Regions from separate parts of the Mus musculus genome. Here region 2 is linked to region 1. Evidence: chromatin loops called from intact Hi-C (ENCODE). Cell type or tissue: left cerebral cortex. All regions are shown on one strand.

What was found. Peaks named below come from ENCODE experiments on the same cell type or tissue, not always from the same donor. Only the 100,000 strongest peaks of a DNase experiment are listed, where the experiment ranks them.
Region 2: it touches region 1 in a loop (3-fold over the local background); 37 of 42 quality-filtered maps call a loop at or near these places.

The regions. Positions count from the first base shown.
Region 1 is chr1:155,523,163-155,531,162 of GRCm38, forward strand. It overlaps Gm5532 (predicted gene 5532), which reads right to left and starts at 3,949. Exons shown (of 2, transcript NR_132128.1): 1 at 3,864-3,949. In left cerebral cortex, no CTCF peak of the experiment used is centred here; DNase peaks (open chromatin) are centred at 4,030, 4,267, 4,818 and 6,284; H3K4me3 peaks cover 311 bases.
Region 2 is chr1:155,303,419-155,311,418 of GRCm38, forward strand. Xpr1 (xenotropic and polytropic retrovirus receptor 1) reads right to left here. Exons shown (of 15, transcript NM_011273.2): 10 at 5,533-5,704; 11 at 4,204-4,398. Among named protein-coding and RNA genes, the nearest start is that of BC034090, 63 kb to the left of the region's middle. In left cerebral cortex, no CTCF peak of the experiment used is centred here; a DNase peak (open chromatin) is centred at 3,741; H3K27ac peaks cover 351 bases.

The sequences.
Region 1 (8,000 bases):
ATCCTTCAGTATCTGCCCTCCACCCCAAAAGAAAACAAAACCAACCAAACAAAACAATCTTGCTATGGAAACTGTGGTGTGTCACGTGGTTTGTATACCTCTCCTCCCACCCCCAAACAGCTTTCGTGGCAGATGTTCATTACAAAGGTCTGGTTCAAGGACACTGGCTCCCGTTTACACCATCAGTACTGGATCCTCACCAGGACTCCTCTAGGATATTTTGTTGTTGCCCGGTGTCATGGAGATCCTGCACCTTTGGTTATACAGGACCAGCCCTTTCTCTGGCTCCTACAGCTCATAGATGGACTAGATGCTGGAGTAAGCCAGCTCAAAGCCTTGAATCTGGGCCTGGGTTAGCTTGCTAGTTTTCCTGAGCTCACACCATCAGGGCCACCTCTCCCAGGCAAGGGGCAGAGGGAGCTCTGTGCAGCCCACAGACATCAACATGGCCCCAGCCCAAACCAGGGACATCCTTTTGTGGTAGCATGGGCCACAGACATCGACACAGACCCCTACTACTGTAGGGTCATGGACCCAGACATAGTCCTCTGCAGCAGCATGGGCTGGGACATCCCCAGGGCCTCAGGTGGCAGCACAGGCTACTCACATCAGGCTGTTCCTTACCACCCTTGAGTGCCCAGTTCTGCCTTCTTCCTAGTACAAAACCCACTCAGCTTCTCTTTCCCATCCCCCACCATATGCCTGCTCATCTGTAGTAGTGGGGGGCAGACCTCTCTAGTTCCGAAGGGTTTTTTTTTTTTTTTTTTTTTTTTTTTGGTTTTTCAAGACAGGGTTTCTCTGTATAGCCCTGGCTGTCCTGGAACTCACTTTGTAGACCAGGCTGGCCTCGAACTCAGAGATCCTCCTGCCTCTGCCTCCTGAGTGCTGGGATTAAAGGCATGCGCCACCACGCCCGGCTACTCGGAAGTTTTTAATACGTAGACAGTTAACTGTCTCTTTGTACCAAGCTTTATCTTCCATTTACTTGTGAAGTATAAATAATCCATTGTTCCAAGGTAGATGCAGAAATGTTCAGCCGGGCGTGGTGGTGCACGCCTTTAATCCCAGCACTAGGGAGGCAGAGGCAGGCGGATTTCTGAGTTCGAGGCCAGCCTGGTCTACAAAGTGAGTTCTAAGACAGCCAGGGCTATACAGAGAAACCCTGCCTCAAAAAAAGAAATGTTCTATGACCTCACTCTCTGTTAGTCAAAATGCCACTCAAAGAAAAATTTCCTTCTCCACTTCTTTTATAGGAAAAAACCAAACCAAACCAAATCAACAACAAAACAGTCTTCGAGCTGTTGCTGCTGTAACTAATGTAGATAAAGAAAGAACAGGGCCTCAGGCACTAGGAAGTAGAGGCAGGCTCAGTAGAGAGCAGAGAGAGTGGGGATAGAGTAGGGCCCTGACCAGACACTACCCATCTGGTTCTACATTGCTACAGGGCTGCGGGTCCTTCAAATGCTCACTTGAGAGGGAAACCCTGGGGTTATTTGTCCTGTAAATATAGGAGGGCATTGAGGAGGGTCCCACAAGACTGTGGCAGCTGTCAACCTGAGCTGTCAGGACTGAGGTAAAATGTTCTTTGGTTTCTTTCACCAAATAAGCAAAGGCCGGTGATGTGGAAAGGCAGGGGAGAAATAATATTTCATTTAGCAAACTTAGGGGCCCAGTTTCCTGCCTGTTAGCATCAACTAGTGTAATGGTTTTGTCTCAAATGGAAATGAGTCAGAAATCAGTTTGAAAATAAGCTCCAGAAGGGGACCCCAAGCTATTGGATGTTTTGAGCACGCCAGTCACTAGGAGATTGGGGTATTGATTTGCCTCCCAAGGCTCCCTGGTTTTTCCTGAATCACGAATCATCGCCTTCTTAGAAAAGCGCCTCTGTGACATTCTTATTGATTAGGCTTCAAAAGGGAGTGGAGCTGAGGGAGGGGGCTGGGCAGCCTCCCACTCTACCTCCCTGGGACCATGGAGTCTTCCTGTGTTCTGTTCACCCCGGAAGGACCTCCCTCACCAGACTGGGATTCTCCAGGCATTCTAACTGGTTGATTCCAGTTCTCCTGGTCAGTTGTTCTCAGGGTATTTTCTCCTTCTTCTAGACCTGCTCCATGTTGTCAGGTCAACTGTCCTATGAGGTCTAAGAGAAAGTTCTTTGTCTCTGGACAGAAGACACTTAGAAAAATGTCACTCCATTTCCTCCCAGATCTTCCAAACATTTTTACTCCGTGGAGAGAATCCTAAGCGACAAGTACGGAGATAAATGGTTCGTCTGGAAGACAAAGTAATAGCAGAACAGTATGTTCTTAGGGTATTAATTAATAACCTGCTAATCATGGGATTTAAATCACATAAAATAGCAGATACCCCACAGTGCCATTTTGAAAGAGGCTCTGAGAAAAAAGCCTTTGCCTCACAAGCATGAAAAACCGAGTTCCATCCCTAGATGTTCTCAGAAGAAAAATAAATAAATAAAAATAAAAAGCACAAAAATAAATATATAGTGGCATGTGCCTGGGTATAGTGGCATGTGCCTTGAGTCCCAGCACTCTGGAGGCAGAGCCAAGTAGATCTCTGTGAGTTAGAGGCCAGTCTGATATATACCATGGGTTCTAGGATAGCCAGGGCTACATAGTGAGACCTTGTCTCAAATTAATAATAATAATAATAATAATAATAATAATAATAATAATAATAATGAGAGAGTCTGACAACCTAAGTTCAATTCAGAGAACCCATGAAAAGATGTATAAAGATGGAGGGAGAAAATGACTTCAAAAAGTTGTCCTCTGACCTACACACTTCCTCCCCCAGACATGTAACATATACACACACTATAAGTGAGTTGGTAACCTTTTAAAGATGAAAACCAATTCTGGGGGTTGTTTTGACCTGTGTATGCTCACAGGTACCACTCCTACCCACTTACAAATAAAGCTTTGCACCAGGTATGTCCCCAAATATTCACCTCTGTGATTTCTTTAAGCGTTACCGATAAAGCCCTGAGGTTTACAAAGTGCTTTTAGACGTATTTCTTTTCCTTTGGTCACCGTGAGACAAAGCACAGTGGGTGTTTCCCACTTGATTTCTAAATGAAATGAGAACGTGGAGAGATGTTAGGTGTTCTGCTCAAGGCCACCTGGCTCCCTGCAGTCGGGTTTGCTCACTGCTGTTTCTGAGTGTGTCCCAGACCAGCTGTGCTCTGTTGTGGAAAACAGTGTACTCCCCTTAACACTATTTTGTGGGTAGGTTTTACTTGCCTTGCTTTTGCACCAAACACCCTTTGAAATGTGATTTTTGAGCTGGGGAAAGGTGACTTTCATGTACCCAGGAGGCTTAGCTGGTTTTTCCCTAGCATTTCCAGATGACTAAGAGAACAGGGTATCTCAAGTGTTCCTTCCGTACACTGACAAGTGTTTTCTCTCTCTCTCTCTCTCTTTTTCCTCCTCCTCCTCCTCCTCCTCCTTCTTCTTCCTCTCTTTCCTTTTTTTATTTTCTTTCTTTCTTCCTTTCTTCCTTCCTTCCTTCCTTCCTTCCTTCCTTCCTTCCTTCCTTCCTTCCTTCCTTCCTTCCTTTCTTTGTTAAAACAATTCCCTATCTGAATGCACTGGAGATAAACAGTAACCAATAGGAAAGAGAGACTGGTTAAAAAGTGGCTTTTGAAACAATGATAGTAGGTAAAAGATTGATTCTTTCTAGGTTGAGCCAGATGCAGAGCGAGCTCCTCAATAAAGAGTTCTGGAAAAGCAGCCTCTTCTGTAACAGAGAAGACCCGTCCGCCCCCCTACATCAGGCTTGGACTGGGGCTGCTTCGGTAGTGTCTAGGGAGAAGAACTCACAACCCAGCCTCTCTGAACACATACCTGGAAGTTTGCAGAGACCAGCAGGACTGATGTGAAGCCACCGGGACATTTGTGTAGTAATGTGACCAGGATTAGTTCCCGCCGACAGACACTTCCTGGCTCCACGGCTTCTAAAGTAAGACAGTGGAAAAGCTTGTGATCGGCTAGGAGAATGTCAGAATCAACCCCGATGCTTACTAATTAAAGCAAGATTTGACCAGGTTATTTTTAGGTTTTCCTAAAACAGAATCCCCAAATCACCAGAGCATTAAATAAACGGAGTTCCCAGCCAGCGAGGGTGAGAACTTTGCCAGGGCCCAGGTTCACCTTGGCCTCAGGAATTATCACCTCCCCGGGCTCTGAGCGCTGACATCACGAGAGAATTTTCCAAATTGAGAATTTGGGTCTCTAACTTTATTTTTGAGATCTTTAAGGGAAGAAATGATAACCTGTTAGATGCCTGCTATTATGTGGCAGCTGTTGAGAGAACAGAAAAGCCAAGTGGGTGACTCATTGTCCCTTGAACAGGCCGCTCTCATTCTCTCCCACCCCACCCCCACCTTTGTTTCTGCTATACTCTACTTGGGGCCTGCTTACCCTCTCCCACTGTTCTCCAGGAATGTGGCCACAGGCCTTCATTAGCCAGAGTCAGTCTTCTCTCAGGCCAGCTCCACTGCTCCTGACCACCTGGACCCCTTATCTCCTGCCCAACATTTTTATAACCTGGCTTCCCCTGTCTGCTTTCCATCATTATCTCACAGATCACTGCACTCCAACACTGGCGGCATGTCTTTCTCTCTCCTTCTTAAAAAAAAAAAAAAAGGCAAATAGGTAGCCCACCCCACTCTCTAAAATCTGCTCACTGGTTTGTGACTCATCGTCTCTTGGTGTTTGGAGACAGGACTGTGTGTTCCTTCGAGCCGCCGAGTTGTCATTTCTCCCCTCAGGTTTATACAGACTTGGTTCTCGTGAGCGTCTGTCAGAGCCAAGGTCATGCAAAAGCTCCCTCTTATCTGGGGCTATTATCCCAGTCAATGGCAAGGACATAATTTAGAATTATGAGGACACAGGAAGGCAGACTGTCCTGGCTTAATGGAATGCCAAGCCCAGCTTTGAGAAGGCAGAGGAGATAAGAGGAAGAAAATACAGCGTTAGCTCCAGCGCTCTCCTGCTCCCAACTGTGGGAGAAATACCTGAGAGATGCGGTGTGTTGTTGCCTGCTGGGTTCACCTGCCTCAAAGAGGGGTAGAACAAATGAACAGACTCTAGTTCCCAGGATAAAATGAGGCTCTTTCCTTAGGTGAGCTGACAGTAGGAGAAAGGGGAGTAGGGACAGAGACAGCAAAATGTTATCTAGAAGAGTCAGTGAGGCGCCTCTGGGAAGGAGATCAGAGCGGACAGGAAAGTTCTCTTGGGGAGGGGGAGGGGGAGGGGGAGGGGGATTTGCCAGAGCAAAGGATTCAATTGCATGGGAGAAAATGTTAGGGGAATTTTTGCCTGACTCTACAGAAAACTTTGCTGAGTTAAGGGGTAAGTAACAGATCTGAATTCTGATGATCTAAGGAGTGTGTGGGGCGGTACAGGGCAGCTGCATAGCAATTAGAAACACGGGCTTGGAGAAGAAGGAGCAGGGTTCAGATCCCAACTCTCACGTTTCCTCAAAGAAAACAAAACAAACAACAACAAAAAAACTCCCACAGGAGACTGCACACAAAAAAAACGAGTCCCACGGGAAAGCATACAGAGTATTCAGAAAGATACAGTACGTGGTTAGGAGAGTCCCTGGCTCTTAATAAATAATAGCTCCATCCATATAGACAGATGGGATATTTCTTGATCTCCTTTTAGACAGCTTTGGCTTCAGAGTGCCCTGGGGATGCCAAGGAGGGACACAAACAGGCAGAGATTCTTCACAGAAGGAATGGCCAACGCGTTTCTAGGAACAATAACATCTGATGTTAAACTTGAAATGATTTCCTGCTCTAGGCAATAATAGCTCTGTCTGTTCTCATTAGCCACAACATCTTTGGAAAAGTCTGCTACGTACAACTGCTTTGTGTTAGCGCTGCTCTACTACGGAGAGGAGACAGGCAATGTCTGGGCTTTGCTTGTGCTTAAGGGGGGGGGGGCAGGAGAGGGGGGAGGCTGGAGGAGGAAGAGATGGAGCAGGAAGCAGGATTTGAAACCTGGGAGTGATGGATGTACCACAGACAGCAACAGAGACCAGCAAAGGCAAGAGGATCTGGAAGAGAAATGGAACCTATCACATTTACACTGTCACAGGTAGAAAGAAAAATACAATCCTGAAACACTGTTAGTTACTGAGCTAATCAACCCAGGGCTGCAAATGGACAGAAAGGCTGTCGTGGGCTCTATGCCAGGAGCAGTTTGTCACTTCTGATTACATTAGGTGACTCACCCAGAGCTGGTGTAGCACATTTTAATTAGTCCGTACCCGGCATGTTTGTAAAGCCAACCACACTGTCCACGGTGGCTCTATGGCCTGCTCTTCCTCCCTGGGACAGGAGGATCCTCAGGTCCCCAGCCTCAGATGCAGATAGGGTGCAGATTAACAACAGCACAAAAGTACTCTGGCTCCAGATGGGACAGACTCTAAGGTGTTCCAAATATTTCTGTGCCCCGGGCTGCAACGACTCTCCCGGAGGGGCAGCCCAAACACTCACCGAGTAACTCACCGAGTCGCGGCCCAGCCACTGCGGCAAGTGCAGCTACTGCCTCAGATTTGGCTCCGTTTTAGGGCAGTGCCCTTACACACAGGCTTCCTATGCCGGAGTCCAGACCCCTGTTCTTCTCAGGCCCAGATCACGTCAGGTGGCAACACTGGGTCTCCACACTGGGTTGTGACCCCTTCTGCTGTCACCTCGGGCTATTCCGCCGTACCCCAGTTCCATACCGTACACAAGAGATTCCCTCTACATTCTGCCAGTGGCAAGATTTGAACTACTGCCTCTCATCTTTTCCCGCCTCTTACAGAAGCCCTTCAAGGGCAGAAACCTGTCTGACGCATCTAGAGTTTCTTCGGCCGTCTCCTGCTTGTTCATTTGCGAATGTTTGTTCTTCTCAGCTTTCCTGTCCTCTTTCTACTCTTCCCCCTCCCTAATTCTAATTCTCTAGCTCAACTTCTGTCTATGTTGGAAGGGACCTAAGCATGCATTTGGACAGGGCCCCTAACTTTTCTCTGCCTCAGCCTTCTAGAGCTAGGCAAAACCTGTGACACGCCAGACACTGGGGGACGTGGAAACTATTACATGTATGTTCAGAAAACCAGAAGACAAATACAAATGCCAACAACTTCTCTTTTCAATACTTTTGTGAGTGATTAAACCTTCTTCTTGCCCTCAGATTTTGGAGGCCTGATTGCTGGTGCCCAGAGTCCATGATGGCTTGTGATGGCTGTCTAGTGGCCATGTTTGCTTCCCCGTCCTTCCCAGCCTCCTGCTCTGTTGCTGCCCGACCCAGCCCTCCACAGAGAAGGGCCAGCAGAGCTGGTAGGCTCAGACCAGGCCTTGCTTTCTGTTCCTTTCCCTCAGTAAGCCTACCTCATTTCTTCTCTCCCACTCCAGAGGACCCGGTGTGTGTCTGGTTCATCTCTTCTACCGGATGTGATTGAACTGAGTGCTGCTCACTCTTCTCTGATAAAGATGACTAAAGCTTTGTAGCTCTGTGTTCTGTGTAGTGGCAGGTGCTCCACTGGAGCTATGTGCTGAAATCTCAGCCGTCACTCCTTCCTCTGGGCCCCGCTCAGCCCTTCAACTGTGGGTAGAGACGGTGAAAGCGATTTCAGCAACAGGCTGAGACAATTGTTTTGAACCCAAACAAATTACGCGGGTCACCAGAACATCCATCATTTCTCACTGCCGGGTCCGAATGCCAGTGGAGATGGTCATGCATAATTTATCACGAAATCAATGGGAACCAAAGGGCACAGGAGAATAACGAGAATAACGGGTCTCTGAGGAAGACCTCCTTCTAGCCTGCTTCCAGCCTTTCTCTCTTCCTTTTTCCTTTCTTTCTTTCACTTTCTCTTTGTCCAAGCTTGTTCTAACACAGGCTTGCTTTTTTTTTTCAGCATTACTCGAAGCTGTTCTTCATGATGTCACCCTGCTCAGCATAACCTTCCCGAATACCTTCCCAGAC
Region 2 (8,000 bases), 220 kb before region 1:
TAATATAACAAAAGAGGCCAAACTGAAATATTATCATGATTAATCTCCCTAAATAGGCTGCCTAAATCCTCACCTCAAAACTGATTCTAGGTACAGAGTTAATGCGTACACCTCCATTTTTACAAATCACGCAGCACTGTATAAAACAACCTCCATAACAATTTTGAAAGTGCACTTAATATAATGCTGTTACTATGGTAACCCTGGCAGGCTAGTTCTTTGAAAAGAATCACATCAGAGCCTGAGCAAGGTTGTGACATGATGTTTTACTCTTCTTTCCTCATAATGTTTCTTTTGCAACAGCACACACACTCAATAGAAAAGTATCTACATAATTAGTCATTTTGACTTCATTCTTTTGACTCAGTTATTATTTCTAAAGTCTTTGTTTTTTTAAGACACTGTTCAAGAAAATAACGTAACTTAAGGCTGAGGCAATGGCCCAATTGGTAGAATGTTTGCCTAGCATGCATGAAGCCCTGAGTCTGATGCCCATCACCACATAAAACTGGGTGCTGTTACACATCCATGTAATAATCCCAGCACCCAAGAAGGAAAACAGAGAAAAGAGGATCCGAACTTCAAAGTCATGCTTGCTACCTAATGAGTTTGAAGCTAGCCGGACCTATGTGTGGCCCGGCCCTGTCTTTTGTTAATTTTTATGTAAAACCTTGTCTCCCGTCCCCCCCCCCCCCTGTCCCCTCCCTCTTCAAGACAGGGCTTTTCTGTGTAACCCTTGCTATTCTGGAACTCACTCTATAGACAAGGGTTGCCTTAAACTCAAAGATCTACCTTCCTCTGCTGGGATTAAAGGCATGCACTGATATCACCTGACATGAGACCGTATCTTGAAGGAAGGAAGGAAGGAAGGAAGGAAGGAAGGAAGGAAGGAAGGAAGGAAGGAAGGAAGGAAGGAAGGAAGGAAGGAAGGAAGGAAGGAAGGAAGGAAGGAAGGAAGGAAGGAAGGAAAAAAATGAAACCTGGTCACAATTCAAATGTTAAAAATTTTGTCATTCCAAGTTCTAGGCTTTTTGGTAAAAAACTTATTGATGTATTCAATATGCAGCAATCATAAAATATTTTTAAAACTTTAGGAATATGACCAACATAAACAATAAATGGTCTCTCCATTTTCCTCTCCATGCCATTCATGTAGCACACCTATAGAGTCTATACTGTGATTTCAGGAGCAAGTCTTAAAATAAATTCTGTGAAGTAAATAGACATAGGTATTATTATCTCCACTTTAAAGATATGGCTATGTGTGAGACAAAAACAGTCATGACAAATGGGGCCAAGGCAAACAGAAGTAGGAAACAGGATTGCTTCTCCTTCACATTGCAAGGTGAGGCTGGCATGAGCCCCATGGCAAAGTGACTGCTTGGCACACCACACTCAGGCCCTGAGCACAATCCTGGTATCACAAAAAAGAAATAAAGAGACAAGCAGAGCAGCTCACACCTGTATTCCCAGAACATGGGCAGTGGAGGCAGAAGGACCAGACGTTCATGGTCATCCTCAGCTACACGTCATCTGGACATCAGCCTTCATCTGGGGCCTATCAGGCTATGTGAGAGACTTCTGCTGGGGGCTTTTCTGATACACTGCTTATACAAAGTAGTACTCTATTTTGAAGCCTTTCAAACCTCCATAAAATTTACCAATCTAACCATTCCTTAGTATCTATAGCTAAACAAAGCCCAATAATTTTAAGACAGATATGGGGAAAATTCTCTTAGCACCTTGTAGTGAAAGGATATAATCTGACATCTTTTTTGTTGTTTTTGAGAAAAGAATATAATTTACAGTTTACATATATATGTAGCAGATAAGTCATCAATGTATCAAATATGTCAATGTAAAACTACACATTAAACTATAGTTAAATAGGATATATATATATATTTTTCCCCCCTAGTACAGAACTGCTTCATTTAAAGATAAATTGATAAATTATGTTGGGTCAAACCTCTGTTCGCATTCCCCAACTCCTTGTGATACTGAGGACAGAACATCCATTTCCACATACGCCAACTGTGCAAATGCAGAGGTCAGAAAACAACCTGAAGCAGGCAGTTCTCTCCGTCCACCATGGGTACTCAGGGCCTGAACTCAGGCTGTCAGGCTTGGCTGCAGGTGCCTTTACCTGTGAAGCCATTTTGCTGGCCCATCCCAGCCTTCTTTGTACTTTTTCTTACACTGTGCTGAGGTCTGAACACAAGAACTTCATGCATAATAATAGGTAAGCTACATTCCCCATTATACTTATTTTGAGACAGGGTCTTGCTAGGCTGGTCTGAGGCTGCACGTCATGGCTGAGCCTCTTGACTGTATGTAGTGAGAACACCTGGACCAGATTACTTACACTGTCCCTTTAAAGCCACTCGCTGTCCACTCCTGTATCTGAACAACTCTGTGGCTACGGAAATCTGTCAAATGTGTTCTTTGAGTGTTTTCCCCAGTCATTCTCTACGTTATTTTTTGAGACAGGGTCTCTGATTTAACCTAGAGCTCAATGACATGATTAGTATGACTGGCAAGCAAGTCACAATGTCCATCTCCCCAGAGCTGGGATTATAGGTGCTTGCTGCCATGCACAGCCTTTACATAGGTGTTGGGGACCAAATTCACATACTCAAGTTTGTGCAGCAAGCATTTTACTGAGTTATCGCTATAGCCCTAAAATGTATGCTTAGCAGAACACTAACCTTACCAATCTAAAAGCTAAAAATTTTATCAGACATCCCAGACCTCTACAGAGTTTCCCTTGGGTTTGCCGTGGCCTGCTTACTTGTAGTCACCATCAATGTGTTCAGTAAATACCTTCATTTATGATTTTCTTTGTTCTGTAACTAATAAAATCTAACGTAACCACTTCCAATGGTTACAACCTGAATCTGTGCTCCCAGGTTACCGTTACTTATGTTTGCCTCAAGAATAAACTATCTCTTATTTCCTGAAGTGAGTACTGTATTTGTGTCAACAGCACCAACAGCCTGGGCAACTTTCAGCTTCTTAATGAATATATTACTAGTATAATATATTCAAGTAGCCATTTTTACCTAAGATGGGAGGCAGGTGTGTCTCTGATAATTTAGCAAAAGGAGCCACATAGCATCTTGCACCAAATTAATTGTCAAATTTACAAATTCTCTAATAACTTTATAAATCACAGTGCATGCTGGTACTGACTACTGGCATTCCCTAGCAAGAACTAAAATTATAGGAGCTGTGGGGATGCTTCCTTCACTGAGGTACTCAATCACATCCTATCACTTAGCAAGAATGGTGACCTGGTGGCAAAATTATTGGCTACATTTATCAATACTATTCTAAGCACAGAATCTATGTCCTAGTGTATACGCTCAGAGGCACCAATCTCATGGTGCTGTGTCCTCGTCTGTCATGACATCAGATACAAGTTAGAGCAACAGTAGTTTTGTACCTCTGAATAAATCTCCCAATACAGCCTCACAAAAAAGGTTACTGAGAACGATTTACCTGAGTATTTAAAAAGCACTCTACTCATCTGCATTAGTCACATCTCTTTGCACTGTTCAAGGTGTGGGCTGACGCTGTCTATTCAGCAGACAAAGAAGGAAAGCATTTTAATACAAGGAAGGGAAATCACTGATTGACAGTTCTTGGGGAAAGGTTAAAAATTCAAAAGGAGTGTTCAGCATGTGGCTCTGAACTTAAAAGCTTTTTTTCTCTTCCCAACAGAAGAGCAGTAGCAAGTAATAGCAGGTTGCCATGGAGACGAGAAACTAGAGGGATCAGAGAACTCAATTTGCAGTTAAATGGGCTGGAAACAATCCTTACTAGTTGGTGAAAGAAAATGATTAAAAATATACTTGATTGCCAGAGGGATTCTTGTGCACCTAGCCATCTCTTAACCTCATTAATGAACAAGGAAATCTCAAAAATACCTTCTAAACCAGTAAATGAAAACCCAAGGCATCCATAGGTTAAAGCCATTGAGCATCAGTCAGGATTCAAACAACATCACAATTCTTACCCAACTGACTGCAAGTCTTGTTCATGATATTTGCTAATATCCATTGAAATGAGATTAAAACTGTGTTCAAGGCTAAACTGAGATAACCAGGGTCTGGCGCCTCAGCAGAACCAGCAGCAGGGATGGCAAAGTCCAGGAAAGCAGATTTGAGAAGTAAGAGCTAAGATGTCAAAAGCTCAGCATACCTTCGTGAGTGCTGTAAAGGGCTGCAAATGTCACGGTGAAGAAAGTTGTGGAGTATTTGCCAGCATTTACTAGATGAGGAAAAGCCCTCCTCGTGTCACGGTACCGGCGCAGGCACTGGATGAAGCGAAGCCAAGCTGGAATACATTGAACAATGGCTCGCACACCATATGAATATTTGTGGCAAAATTCTGGTTCTGTGAAGATTTCAAAGAAGAAGGAAAAAAAATTACAGTTCAAAAAGATGAATTGTTCACATCCTTTAGTCACACAGTACAACTCCCCATCAGTGTGTGCATAAGACCCCAGCCTGTGGGTTCACAGTCACTTTCTCCTGTGCAGGTGCCATTTGTTCACGGTCTTTAGTGGCTGATAAGCCAAGGCGACCACCGGGAAAATATGTTCTTTGAGATTTCTGAGTATCCTAGAATCGAAAGTTTTTTATTTTTTGTTTCAAGTGTAATAAAGCTATAGGAAAAGTGTCTAAGAATAAAAGGAAGAAAAACACGTGCTTTGTTCTATGACTTTAAACATATGGAAAACCTAAAAACATCACAGGTACCATGACAGTTTTATAAGTGGCAAGCTACTATAAAACAGACCCCGAGTACATCTTCTGTGGCCTCCCTTCTAATTAAGAACAAGCCTGTGCTTCATTATTGGTTTTTATTGCTGCTTTGGAGTGGTTGTAGTTTTTGAGACAGGATTTCATTATGCATCCCAGGCTGTCCAGGGACTATTCTATGGTTTCAGCCTCCTCAATGGTGGGACTACAGAGGCTTGGTAGGCTGCCACACCCAATGTATCATAATCTTTTGTGAGAATATGCTATAGAACTGTCTATATTAGACCTGTTATGAATGCTAACTACAGAAATTGGCATTACCCAAGCCTGGGTAAAGAGCTAGAAGGTCAAGACTTCTGAATTGACCAGGATGTTCTCAAGGCACTTGACCTGATTCTAAGCAATCAGTACTTAGATCACTGACACCTACAATGGCATCTTGAGCATTTCTGTGAGGACAAATTGCTGGCACTCTAGGATTTGTGATATAGCTACCAACACATATGAACGTTGAGAGATAACTGCAGAATTCTTTAAGTGTAAGTTGTAAATTTCTTGGCAAATGGTTGACTAAAACCCTAACACAACTTAAAAGCCAAATGATTTCAATAAGGAGATTGCTAGCAGAGTGCCAAGCACATTTAATTACATGTGTAATGCTATTGGATGAGTTTTCATCATGACCTTAACTGTTGCAGTTATCATTCCCAATAGTTCTTGGTTTATGCTGGCAATCCAGCAGTGTGAATACAAAATCATACTCTACCTTGTGGATCATTTGGCAACAGGCCCTTACTCTCATCCCATTTAAGCTCAAAACTGTAGAAGCAGATCATATATTCCAGGTCCATGAGAATCACTGACAGGCTGTTCAGCTGATCGGCCAGCCAGAAATCAGCAAAGCCTACCTTATGGAAGGGAGCAGTAAATACTCGAAACTGAGAAAAAGAAAGGAAAAAAAAATGAGAAAACACAGAAACAGTTCTCCAGTTCAAGGCTGACTGACCATTCAGAGTGACTGCTGATGAAAAGGAAACCAATAAATCACAGACACACACAAAGCCCAGACAATGAGGTTAGGTCAAGTAGGAAAGTAGGAAAGAGTTGAGTGAAAAGGTAAACAGTGCTCGTGGTGAGTATGGGGTTGTTGGCAGGTAAAAAACAGAAAGCAAGAGGAGGGAGAATATACTAGGCATAGTGGTTCATTGCCGTAAGCCGGCATTTAGAAAGCTGAGGCAGGACTGCAACAAGCTTGAGGCTAGCCTGAGCTACAGAGTAAGACCCTGTCAAGAAGAAGCTGATGGCAGCACAGAAAGGCAACCTGGTGTTATGCTACAAAGCATTTCCTGGATAGGAGACATTCTTTGCCTAGAAAAGACAGGAAGGGCCAGACAGTGGTAGCGCACACCTTTAATCCCAACACTAGGGAGGCAGGGGCAAGCAGATCTTCGAGTTTGAGGCCAGCCTGGTATACAGTTAGTTCTAGAACCAAGGCTGCACAGAAAAACCCTGTCTCAAAAAAACCAGGTGTGTGTGTGTGTGTGTGTGTGTGTGTGTGTGTGTGTGTGTGTGTGTGTGTGTGTGAACAGGCAGAGAAGGTGATTACATCATCTGAGGCATGTCACATTCTCTAACCTAAATGACATTCTTACAGCATTGGGTTTCGAACCCAGGACTTTGTGCATATAAGGCAAGCACTCTACCACTTAATTGCACCCTAGCCTATGTAATATTGATTTCACTAATGTGATGGCAATGACTATGTTCACCTTGTAATTTCCACAAAAATCACCTCTCTGACCACTATTCTGAAAATAATGATAAATCTATTAAGCAAACTTACTGAACACTAACTCATGTAATATATTCTCTTAGGGTTTATGGAATAGTATAGCTCAATTTTTATAACAATTCTTTTCTTAAGGGGAGTAGGTTGAGACAGACCTCACTATGTAGCCCAGGCTGGCCTCTAACTTGAAATTCTCCTGCCTTTACTCACGAAGTGCTAGGATCATAGGTATGTAGCAGCATGCTTAACCTTCTCTCATAGCAGTTCCAAAGCTAGGTCCTTTGTTATTCCCATTAACACAAACTCATCTTGACATGTTCTGTATAAACCTGTTATAATTGCAAAGGAAATCCTGGCACTGCAGAGCAGGATCAGACACTAGTGCAATCCACCAGGGATAAACTCAAGTTGTTCAAAGGACCCGGACAATCCTGCACGAAGGAGTATGGATAAAGATAGCTTTTATCTTTATCCTCTTAGATTCCCTTGTTTTATTATACAAAAGAAAATGTATAAGATAATAATAAAGTATTCCTCTGACACAGTAGTAATTTTGAAAATGCGTTAAAATTCCTAGCTCTCTGGATGTATAGCTGTATTCATTTAGTAGACACATTCAACCTGGGAATCTATGGCAACCCTCCTCTCAGATGTGGCTGGCTCTTTCTACTCATTCTATAAGCATTTCTCTCAGAGACACATGACTATATAGTACGAATCATCCTGGCTGTCATCTATAACAGATACTGTATTGAAGCTAGATTTGGAAACAATAATAACAAGTTTTGAAATACTGGTCTCTGAGACTGATATCTTTTGGTTCCATGATCTTCTGGAACTGGAATTATAGGCAGTTTTGAACTACCATTTGAGTGCTGAGAATCAAACCTGAGACTTCTGGAAGGCAGCCTGTGCTCTTAACCACTGAGCCATCTCTCCAGCCCCTTAAGTTCATGTGCATGTACATACAATTTTATTATACTACTAAAGAAAATATTGGTTAAAAACTGATCTATAGCCAGGTGGTAGTGGCACATGCCTTTAGTCCCAGGACTTGGGAGGCGGAGGCAGACAGATTTAGGTGCTTTCAAGACTAGCCTTTTTTGCAGATGGGGTTCCAGGACAGGACAAACAGGGCCACACCTAGATACCCTGCCTTGAAAACAACAACAATAAGAAAACAAAACAAACTGATCTCTAAATGATATTACTAAGGACTCCATGTTAAATCTTTAGTTAGCTACTAAAAGAACACGGTAATGTTACTATTGGAAAATCTGGGGCTTTACTTGTGCCTCCTAATTGGATTTCTAGTTGAGCAAATACAGAGACAGGAAAGAGGACAAAACCCCACTGAGTATAAATAGAGCACACTAGATCAGACATACCAACATTGCAGAGAGTTAGGACTTACAGTGCTTAGGCTTCTTTTTTTTTTGGAAGGG